Regions from separate parts of the Homo sapiens genome. Here region 1 is linked to region 2. Evidence: chromatin contacts called from ENCODE Hi-C or POLR2A ChIA-PET data. All regions are on one chromosome and are shown on one strand. The core of a region is the stretch at or near the end of the contact, and the rest is flanking DNA. Distances in the headings are between cores, read along the strand shown. Region 1 overlaps CLEC16A (C-type lectin domain containing 16A). Region 2 overlaps CLEC16A (C-type lectin domain containing 16A).

Region 1 (4,799 bases), core at 1,589-4,088, 88 kb after region 2:
GCTTCTGAGTGGAAGGGGGTGGGGACAGGCCCTCCAAGGCCAGCTGCTGTACCAAAGTCAGACCATGACTTGTGACCTTTCCTTCATTTCCCTTATTGCCTCTGGTTTAATGCAAAAGGTTCAGTGAGGTGATGGCCTAGCTCTGCCCCCAGCAGGCCTGAGGGGTTCACTGGGAAGGTTGTAGGGGGCAGCAGGAGTAGAGGGGAAGGGAGCTGCAAGTGAATGAGTGAGGCAGGAACTGCCACCCCTGCGGGGTTAGAGGATTTGGAGTGGGGGACCTCAGGCTTCTGGAGGAAAGTACTTAAAGTGTCCAAAAGAAGAAGGCAAGCAGCATGCACCAAGTGGCTCCTTGGCCCTCTGGCCCATTCACCGGGTGTCTCAGTATGTTTTCTGCAGCTATAACAGAATACCACAGACTTAATTTATAAAAAAAAGAAATTTCTTACAGTTCTAGAGGCTGGGAAGTCCAATATCAGGTGCCAGCATTTGGCGACGGCCTTCTTGCCACATCATCCCATGGTAGAATGCGAAAGGGCAAGACAGAGCAAGAGGGAACAGAACTCACTCTTATAACAAAGTCACTCTCACCATCATTGAGCCACACCTGCAATAACAACATTACTCCATTCATGAGACCCAATCCCGTCTTGTTAGGCCCTACCTCTCAGCACTGTCACACTGGGGATTAAGTTTCCAACACATGAACTATGGGGGACACGTTCAAACCATAGCACCAGGTATCTGGGCCACTGAGCCCTCGCTACATCCCTGCCCTATGTAGTCAGCTTTACCTAGCAGGAGGGGGAAAGTGGTATGTTTGAAGCCCACTTTCTGAAAAGAGAAGACACAAGGAAAGCTTGTGATGTTTGAAAGAGTAAAATGAATTCTGCAGAAAGCTTACCCTTCGTCTGTGAAGCCAGGGAAATGAAATGTTAGTGTTCAACAACACGTGTGCATTGATTACTACTACTGATGCAGCAGAGATCTGGGAGAGGTGGCAGGGAGGGGATGTCACCCTGTGTCTTAGTCCTCAAAGAAGGCTTCGCAGAGGTGGTGTGGAAAGAGGCCGTCAGCTCTGGCCCAGTGGCCGTGGGCATGCGCCTTTCCTCCTCTGAGCTCAGTGTCCCTTTTATGATGGGCCCACCAGCACCTGCCGTCCAGCAGGAGGTGATCCCAGCACGTGCCTGGCACTTAGTAGATGCTCCAATAATGATTGTGTTATATTATCCCAGGTAAGATGTGAAGGGGACAAGGAAGGAAGGGGAAACATTGGTCCTAGGGTGGGAATCACAGAGGCCCTGGAGCAAGACAGGCCTGGGCTCATGTCTTGGCTCTGCCACCCACCAGCTGAGCGACCTTGGATCCATTTTTCTGCTTCTCTGAGACTGTGTTCCCTCATCAGCAAAGTGGGAAGCAGCTCCTCAAAAGCCCTTAGGTCACAGCTTGCAGCGGAATCAGCTCTCGTTAAACGGAAGCTGCCATCGCCATAGCTGTTATCATCACTGGAAGGACAGAGAGGAGGAAGCAGGTGGCAGACGGGCTTGCACCCACAGGGATAAAGCATACCTGGCCTCCTGCTGAGAATCCCTGTCCCTGCTGAGGTGGAGAGAGAATGCGAAGAGGAGCAAGCTTTTCACAGCAAGGATGCAACTTCTCAAGAGTCTGAGCTGCTGCTTCAATTAAAGGAAAAATCTGCAATTTAGAAAACCAAAAGGCATATTGCTCCCTTATCTGGCTGCCTCTGTGCTTTACTTCAATCTAAATCCAGGATTTAGATCACTCATTTACATTTACTAAATGCGGTTGAAGGCGAGGGGCCTGTGCAACCTCCCCCGGCCCCTTCCTCCTTCCAAGTAAGGAATCTGCTTTGAGGTTTCCTGTAATGTCTCTTCTAGATGAAGCCCATGAACGTGGAATATCTCATGATGGACGCCTCCATCCTGCTGCCCCCAACAGGCACGCCACTGACGGGCATTGACTTCGTGAAGCGGCTGCCGTGTGGCGATGTGGAGAAGACCCGGCGGGTGAGTGAGCACAGGACCTGTCATCTCCTGGGCCACTGTTCTCCAGAACCACTCCCAGACCAGGGAGGAAAGGGCTTCTTTGTCAAAGTCAAGAGCCTGCCCTCAACACAGCTTAGACAGTGGATAGAGAGTACCCATTTGCCCCCAGGCATGACTTTCCAAGGCATGTTTTTACCCTTTGGGAAGTAGGGTTTGGCATTCCGTTGCATCTGGCACCCAGTGTTGGCTGCAGAGAGGTAGCCTTCACCAGTGCAGACAGACAAGCCCTGAGCTCAGGAGTGTAAGGCAATGGGGCCAGTTTTCTGTGAACCATCGGGGGTGAGCACGGTACATCCAGTGCAGGTGAGGTTGGTGTGAAATCGTAGCCCAGCGGTCTCAGGACCCCCAGAGATAGTGCGATGTTAAGGCATCTACCTGCTCTTGGGACACAGTCAAATTAAATGTGAATCTCACCAGCCTGCAGGACAGATATGTGTGAAAAGATTAGTTCTCAGAACCAGCTGCAGTGTGTGCTTCCGTTATCAGCCCTTTTTTTCCGAAGCAGGTACTCTAGGAAGCAGTGTCCTCAGGGGTGTTCATGGTATTTTATCTCCCGGGTAAGATCAGAGTTTCTTTCTTAGAAAGCACCATCACCTTTTCCTAGAAAATCATTCACTGGAGACATGAGTATTTGTGTATAGTTCAGAGGAATTCATTGCACACAGCTCCCCTTGTCAGCCTTTATCATCTGAGTTAATTCGTGTGTGACAGAGGTGTTTCACTTTTGGATTTTGCAAAACAGGAATGACCTGTCATTTGCACCTCAGACACGAGGAGTCTGAACCTTCCTCCCTGCAGCTGGTGGTTCTACCTCGGAAGCCTGGGGGTGCAGAGGAAGTGGGACCCATGTGTCTTGAGTCAATCCACATTTCCAACTGTCTGACCAAACCCACAAGCCTCACCGCAGGACCCACCCTGTCCGGCCCACTGACGCCTTCCTTCCATGTCCTCCCTGCCAGGCACACGATTCTGTTTGTGGGTGGCAGTGTTTGCACTGGACGTCCTGGCATCAGCTTTCACTGGAGGACTGGTTCTGACAGATGTGTATGTGTTGCTTCATGATGCTGACGTGCTCACCCCCAGCCAGGGCTACAGCATCCTGTGCCAAGAAGGCCCCACCTGGGAGATCCCCCCGCACCCCTGAGCCAGAAGGTCCAGAGGACTGAACGCTGAGCACTGCTGCTCTGGATTCCACTTTGCCTTTTTGTTGTTGTTGTTGTTGTTGTTGTTTTGGAGGCTGCAGTGAGCTGTGATCCATCCTGGAGTGCAGTGTTGCGATCATAGCTCACTGCAGCCTCAAACTCCTGGGCTCCAGCCATCCTCCCACCTCAGCGTCGGTAGCTGGAACTACAGGCACAAGCTACCACACCTAGCTAATTTTTAGATGTTTTATAGAGATGAAGTCTTGCTAAGTTACCCAAGTTAGCCTTGAACTCCTGGCCTCAAGCCATCCTCCTGCCTTGGCCTCCCAAAGTGCTGAAATTACAGACATGTACCACCACACCCAGCCCACACTCTACCTTCTTTTGGTTCACAGTTCATCAGGGTTTTTCTTACCACTTCTATGAACACATAGCCTCTGTTATGAAGTAGATCAATTCAAATCAGTTCTTTATGTGAATTTCCTCATTAAATTCTATAACCATCCTAGGAGATTGGCACTATTATTATCCCCATTTTACAGAGGAAGAATTTTTTTTTTTTTTAGACAGGGTCCTGCTCTGTCACCCAGGTTGGAGTGCAGTGGTGCCATCTTGGCTCACTGCAACACACTCTGCCCCCTGGGGTCAAGCAATCCTCCCACCTCAGCCTCCTGGGTAGCTGGGATTACAGGTGTGTGCCACCACACTCGGCTAATTTTTGTATTTTTTGTAGAAATGGGGTTTTGCCATGTTACCCAGGCTGGTCTTGAACTCCTGGACCCAAGCGATCCGCCCACCTCGGCCTCTCAAAGTGCTAGGATTACAGATGTGAACCACCACGCCCTGTCCACAGGGGAAGAAATTGATGCATGGAGAGGTCTGGTGATTTGCTCAAGGTCACCCAGCTAGTGAGTAGCTGAGCCACAAGTCAGCCCAGGCAATGTGGCCCCCAGAACCTAGACTCTTAGGCATTCTGATCCACTGCTTCCCACACTGCCTTCTTGAGATCTGCTGGCTCTGCTCAGGACACTGGGACAGCAAAAACACAGCCCCAGTCCTGAAGAAATCAGAGCCTTAGAGGTCAAAGTGGGAAGAGACAGTGGCAGGTCATGTGGCTCAGGCCATTATTCAAGCAGCATTAGGTCAGGTCACTAATCCCACCTGGAGCAGGAAGTGGGACAGGCATCAGATAGGGAGGCATAGGCCCAGAGACAGGTGGCACATTCTGGCACCAACACGGCAGTGATTGCAGCTGGAGCCCACAGGAGGATGTGATGAGGCTGGGGGTGCTGGCAGGAGCCAGATCACGGGAGCCTTGGAGCCCCTTGAGAACCTTGGCTGTCACCTCTTAACACAGTTTCATGACCTCATGCCCTGCTGGGCTGGGGCAGATGGTCCTGATCCACAGGCGAGAGATGGGAGAAATGCAGGGGCCAGTTTGTCAGGCATGTGGCAGAAGGGAGGTTGCTTCTTGTCTACTCTGAGCTGCTGTCTCCATCTGTCAAGTAAAATGTGCCTGCCTTTCCAGAGTTATCGTGAGGACTCGGCAGCAAGCCAATGGCAGGTCTCGATGATAGTCTTTTTGCCCCTCACA
Region 2 (4,385 bases), core at 69-2,568:
GAACAGCCTGGACAACAAGGTGAAACCCCGTCTCTACAAAAAACCACAAAAATTAGCTGGGTGTGGTGGTGTGCACATGTAGTCCCAGCTACTCAGGAGGCTGAGGCAGGAAGATTGTTTGTCAAGGAAGTCGAGGTTGCAGTGAGCCGTGATTGTGCCACTGCACTCCAGCCTGGGTGACAGAGCAAGACCTTGTCTCCAACAACAACAAAAAAAAAAGTTCAAGATCAAGTTGCCAGCAGGGTTGGTTTCTAGTGAGGGCTCTCTTCCTGGCTTGCAGACGGCCACCCTCTTGCTGTGCATGGCCTTTCATCTGTGTGTGAGTGGAGAGAAATTGAGAGAGTGCTAGCTGGTGTCTCTTCCTCCTTCTATGGGGACGCCAGTCCTATTGGATGAGAACCCCCACCCTTATGACCTCATTAACCTTAATTACCTCGCCAAAGGCCCTGTCTTCAAATACAGCCACAATGGGGGTTAGAGCTTCAATGTAGGAACCTGAGGGAGACATAGTTCAGTCCCTAAGCCTGTGTTTGTTTCTGTGTGGTGGGTACTATCAGAGGGTTCCCCTCTGCTGATGATGCTGGGGGTGTTTGCAGTTCTTCTTTATGACTTGCTATTAAAGAGTTGGGGTCGCTGAATCATCAGCCAATGGAATAAGCACTGGAAGAAGTAAGACAAGGAAGATCTCTGCCAGAGGGCAGGCAAGGGTGTGTGCATTGGTACCAACCCTCCTGCTTCAGTCCCTCCACCCAGCTAGTGAGTGTGTGACTCCGAACTTCTTACCTGCCCTCACTAAGCCTCAGTTTCGTCATCCGTAATAACCACCCCTGAGAGGCAGGTGCCATCAGTGCTTTCATTTTAACACCCAGGCGCCAGCTCTAGCAAAGCCAGAATAGAGAAGGGGTTTCATCCCAGGCGATTAGCTCAGTGGTCTTCAGTGAGGGGACATTTGGCATCATCTAAAAACATTCTTGGGGGTGCTGCTGACATCTAGTGGGTAGAGGGTAGGGGTGCTGCTAAGGACAGGCCCCCCACAACAGGGAATTACCCAGCCCAAATTGTCCCCAGTGCCGAGGCTGAGAAACCCTGGTTTGGTTCCTAATCCTCCACGCTAGACTGCTAGCTTTGTTATTCCAAGGTGACTTCACCAAGCCCGGGCCCTGCCCGCCAGAAGTGGGGGACAAGTGGCCAAATGTCTATATCAGAGGCAGGCTCTAAGTCCCCAGGACAGGTCTGAAAAAAGTCTGCAGTGGGCAGAAAGAGGTAGAGATGGTGGCATTCCTCTGGCCAAGAGGGAGAGGTGAAAGGGCTGCTGAGTGATGGCTCTCGCAGCCGCCGCTAGGTGGTGCTGCTGCCTCAGAGACGCCTTATGCTTCCCGGTGACCGCAAGTTGACAAATGTGGGCCGACTCCTGTCTCCCTAAATGGTTTCCCTTGTTACCAGCGCCTGTTTCACTGGATGTGAAATGACTGCGGTTTCTAAAAGCTCTGAGGGGAAGATCCAGCTCAGTGGCACAGGCCCTTGACTCAGACTGAACCAGGTCCCAGGCCCAGTTCTGCCCCACACTGGCTCCCTGCACGTGCCTGGACAGTGAAGGCTCCGAGCTGCTGTTTGTGCATCTGTCAAGAGGAGAGCACAGTGGCTGCAGCATAGAGTGGCTGGGCGTGAGCGTGAGAGCAGGTGTTCAGAGCGAGGCACAGGGTCTGGCAGATAGGACATGGCCATGGTGTCGGTTTTATCCTTTAAGGCAACATCACCCTCAGTGTCCCTGCCCTGGGAAGCCTCTCAAAGTCCAGCTAGGCACGGGGTGACTGGATTGAGATGGGGGTGGGGCGATCAAAACTTACGGCTTTTAGAGTGTTTCTCTGAATTATGTGGCTTTTAAAAATTGTATATATTTAATGTGTACAACTTGATTTAATATATACATATACACAAAAAAATGTGTACATTGTGAAATAATCACGGCAATCAAGTGAATTAACATATCCATCACCTCACTTTTGTGCGTGTGTGTGGGTGGGGGTTGTGTGTGCACCTTGGGTGATGAAAATATGCAGTAGATCTGTTAGCAGATTTCAAGTCTGTAACACAGTAGGATGACCTGTAGTCACTGTGCTGTACATGAGAGCTCCGGAACTTACTCATCGTGCGTCGTACCCTTTGATCAGCGTCTCCCCATTTCCCTCCTCCCCAGTCCCTGGTAACCACCCTTTGACTCTCTGCTTCTATGAATTTGACTGTCTTAGATTCTCCCTGTAATTGAGATCATGCAGTATGCGTGGCTTTTCTTGTCCTGGCACCGAAAAGGGTGCCCTGCTGTGGGAAACCCAGGCAGATGCCCCTGGCTTTATAGCCCCTTCACCACAGTGCTTTTATAAGCCCTGCAAAAAGGGTAGAAATCATTGCACGTTTACAGAACTTGGATTTGTAAGGGGTGAGGAGGATAGAAGACCTTTGCTTTTATTTTTGTTTTCTAATCACAGAAGAAAAAATGTCCTCATTGTTAAATAACGAAAAGCCAAATGTTAGAAAAATGTAAAGTCAAGTTTCTGCAGAATTCAACCCTAACGATCCATTGTGCACCAGCCATTCTGCTGTTTGCTTTTCTTTTTCCCACCTTCCCAGTGTATCCTAGATCTCATTGTCCCGTTCTGTAACCCTGCCTGGTTTGGTTTAGGAGTGGCAGCTTGTTGTGCTATAATCTATTTAACCTGACCACGGGCATTTAGGTGGTTTCCAGCTTTTCACTATTACAAGCTACCATTTCACAAATGCACCTGTTGCCTGTTGGGGTTAGTGACCTAAGTGACAGAGTCCCGAGAGACTGAGATTACGTACAGGCTCCCGGGTTTATTAGAAAAGGATACCACAGAAAGTCAGCCACACAGTGAGGGGGTAGTAGAAAAATCCCAGCCTGATAATAGAGGCACCTCCAACTGTCCTATGGTGGCCCCCCACCACCCACAGAGTCATCTCTTGGAGGCCCTGGAAAAGTCCCTGCTGGGGAGTGGAGGGAGCCTGTCGCTGTTCCAGCTCCAGGGTACAGCTGAGAGACTCACAGTTGCACATCTGAAGCTCCCAGTATGGTGTCTGTGCTGCTGGTGGTCTGGAAGCCACTAGCCAGTCACAGCAGGGCTCAGTAAGACACCCCAACAGCTCCTTATCCTGCCAGCCCATTACCCCTCCCTACTTCTCCCCCAGCAAGAGCCAGAATGACACAGAAAGAAAAAGAAGTGCTCTGGGTATCAGAATCACCTGGGTGACACGATACCCATGTTAGACTCCAGGTGGATAAATAAACTGTGGACTATTCAGAGAATGTACTACTATATAGCAAAAAAGAAAAGAAAAAGGAAAAGGAAAGAAGGAATGAACTACTACCATTGCATACACAGCAACCTGGAAAGCCCTCAGATGTGGTAATAAGCGAAAGAGGCCAGACATAGGAAGTGTGCGTACTGTCTGCTTCCATTAGATAAGGTTCATGGACAGGCAAAACGAGTCTGATGTGCTAGAAGCAGAATAAGGGTTGCATTGGGGTAGCGGGTACTGACTGGGCAGGGGCATGAGGAAGTCTTCTGGAGAGCTGGGAATGTCAGATTTGGGATCTGGATGGTGCTTACACCGTGTGTATATGTAAAAATTCATCATGCTGGGCACTTAGGGTTATGTATCTATGTGTTTTATACGTAGATATACCCGAGGCTGGGTACTTTATAAGGGAAAGAGGTTTCATTGACTTACAGCTCAGCACTGCTGGGGAGGCCTCAGGAAACTTACAATCATGGCAGAAGGTGAAGCAAACACATCCTTCTTCACATGGCAACAGCAAGGAGAAGAATGAGTGCTCAGCAAAGGGGGAAGCCCCTTACAAAACCATCACATCTCGTGAGAACTCACTATCACGAGAACAGGATGGGGGAAACCACCCCCATGATTCAATTATCTCCACCTGATCCCTCCCACAACACGTGGGGATTATGGGAACTACAATTCAAGATGAGACTTAGTTGGGGACATAGCCAAACCATATCATACATATATGTGTGTGTATATTTCCACATATGTCAAGCTGTCCACTTAGGATTTGTGATATACATAACCCCATCTTTAAAAACATTAAGATTCCTAAGATTCTGCCTTAGACCCATTGACTCCTTGCTTGGAGGGATCCCCAAGCACTGCCTCAGTAGTGTTATGAGCAGGCGATTTTGAAAACTGCTCTTCTAAGACTACAAACCGCACAGCCTGTCTGCCATGCCTGCTCAGAGTGCACAGTGGCTTTTCTGAATGCAGTGGCTTTCCCGGAGAACTGACTTCCAAGGAGGACCACGCCACAGGCCCACACTGTGGCTTCCATCACGATCCCGGGCTCCCAGATT

The links. Hi-C counts contacts between places; a loop is a spot of excess contacts on that map. ChIA-PET counts read pairs that join two places held with the same protein, here RNA polymerase II (POLR2A). Pooled maps may share reads with other maps.
Region 1: a loop to region 2 is called in a map of naive thymus-derived CD4-positive, alpha-beta T cell, with 5 times the contacts of the local background. The contact joins two enhancer-like sites. A Hi-C loop is called at or near these places in 3 of 168 maps with a recorded cell type or tissue (DLD1, endothelial cell of hepatic sinusoid and naive thymus-derived CD4-positive, alpha-beta T cell), 7 of 37 single-sample maps with no recorded cell type and 13 of 50 pooled maps. POLR2A ChIA-PET finds 5 or more read pairs at or near these places in 9 of 52 experiments (AG04450, OCI-LY7, activated CD4-positive, alpha-beta T cell and 4 more).

Annotation. Positions count from the first base shown.
Region 1 is chr16:11,049,618-11,054,416 of GRCh38, forward strand. It overlaps CLEC16A (C-type lectin domain containing 16A), which reads left to right. Exons shown (of 24, transcript NM_015226.3): 18 at 1,896-2,024. Among named protein-coding and RNA genes, the nearest start is that of CLEC16A, 110 kb to the left of the region's middle. RefSeq lists enhancers at 715-1,291, 1,292-1,869, 2,882-3,031. Within about 2 kb of position 2,839, at least 2 of the 41 ENCODE cell types and tissues checked have a DNase peak (open chromatin) inside an H3K27ac peak, as active enhancers do.
Region 2 is chr16:10,962,858-10,967,242 of GRCh38, forward strand. All of the region lies in intron 3 of CLEC16A (C-type lectin domain containing 16A), which reads left to right. Among named protein-coding and RNA genes, the nearest start is that of CLEC16A, 20 kb to the left of the region's middle. RefSeq lists an enhancer at 2,660-2,739. Within about 2 kb of position 1,319, at least 8 of the 41 ENCODE cell types and tissues checked have a DNase peak (open chromatin) inside an H3K27ac peak, as active enhancers do.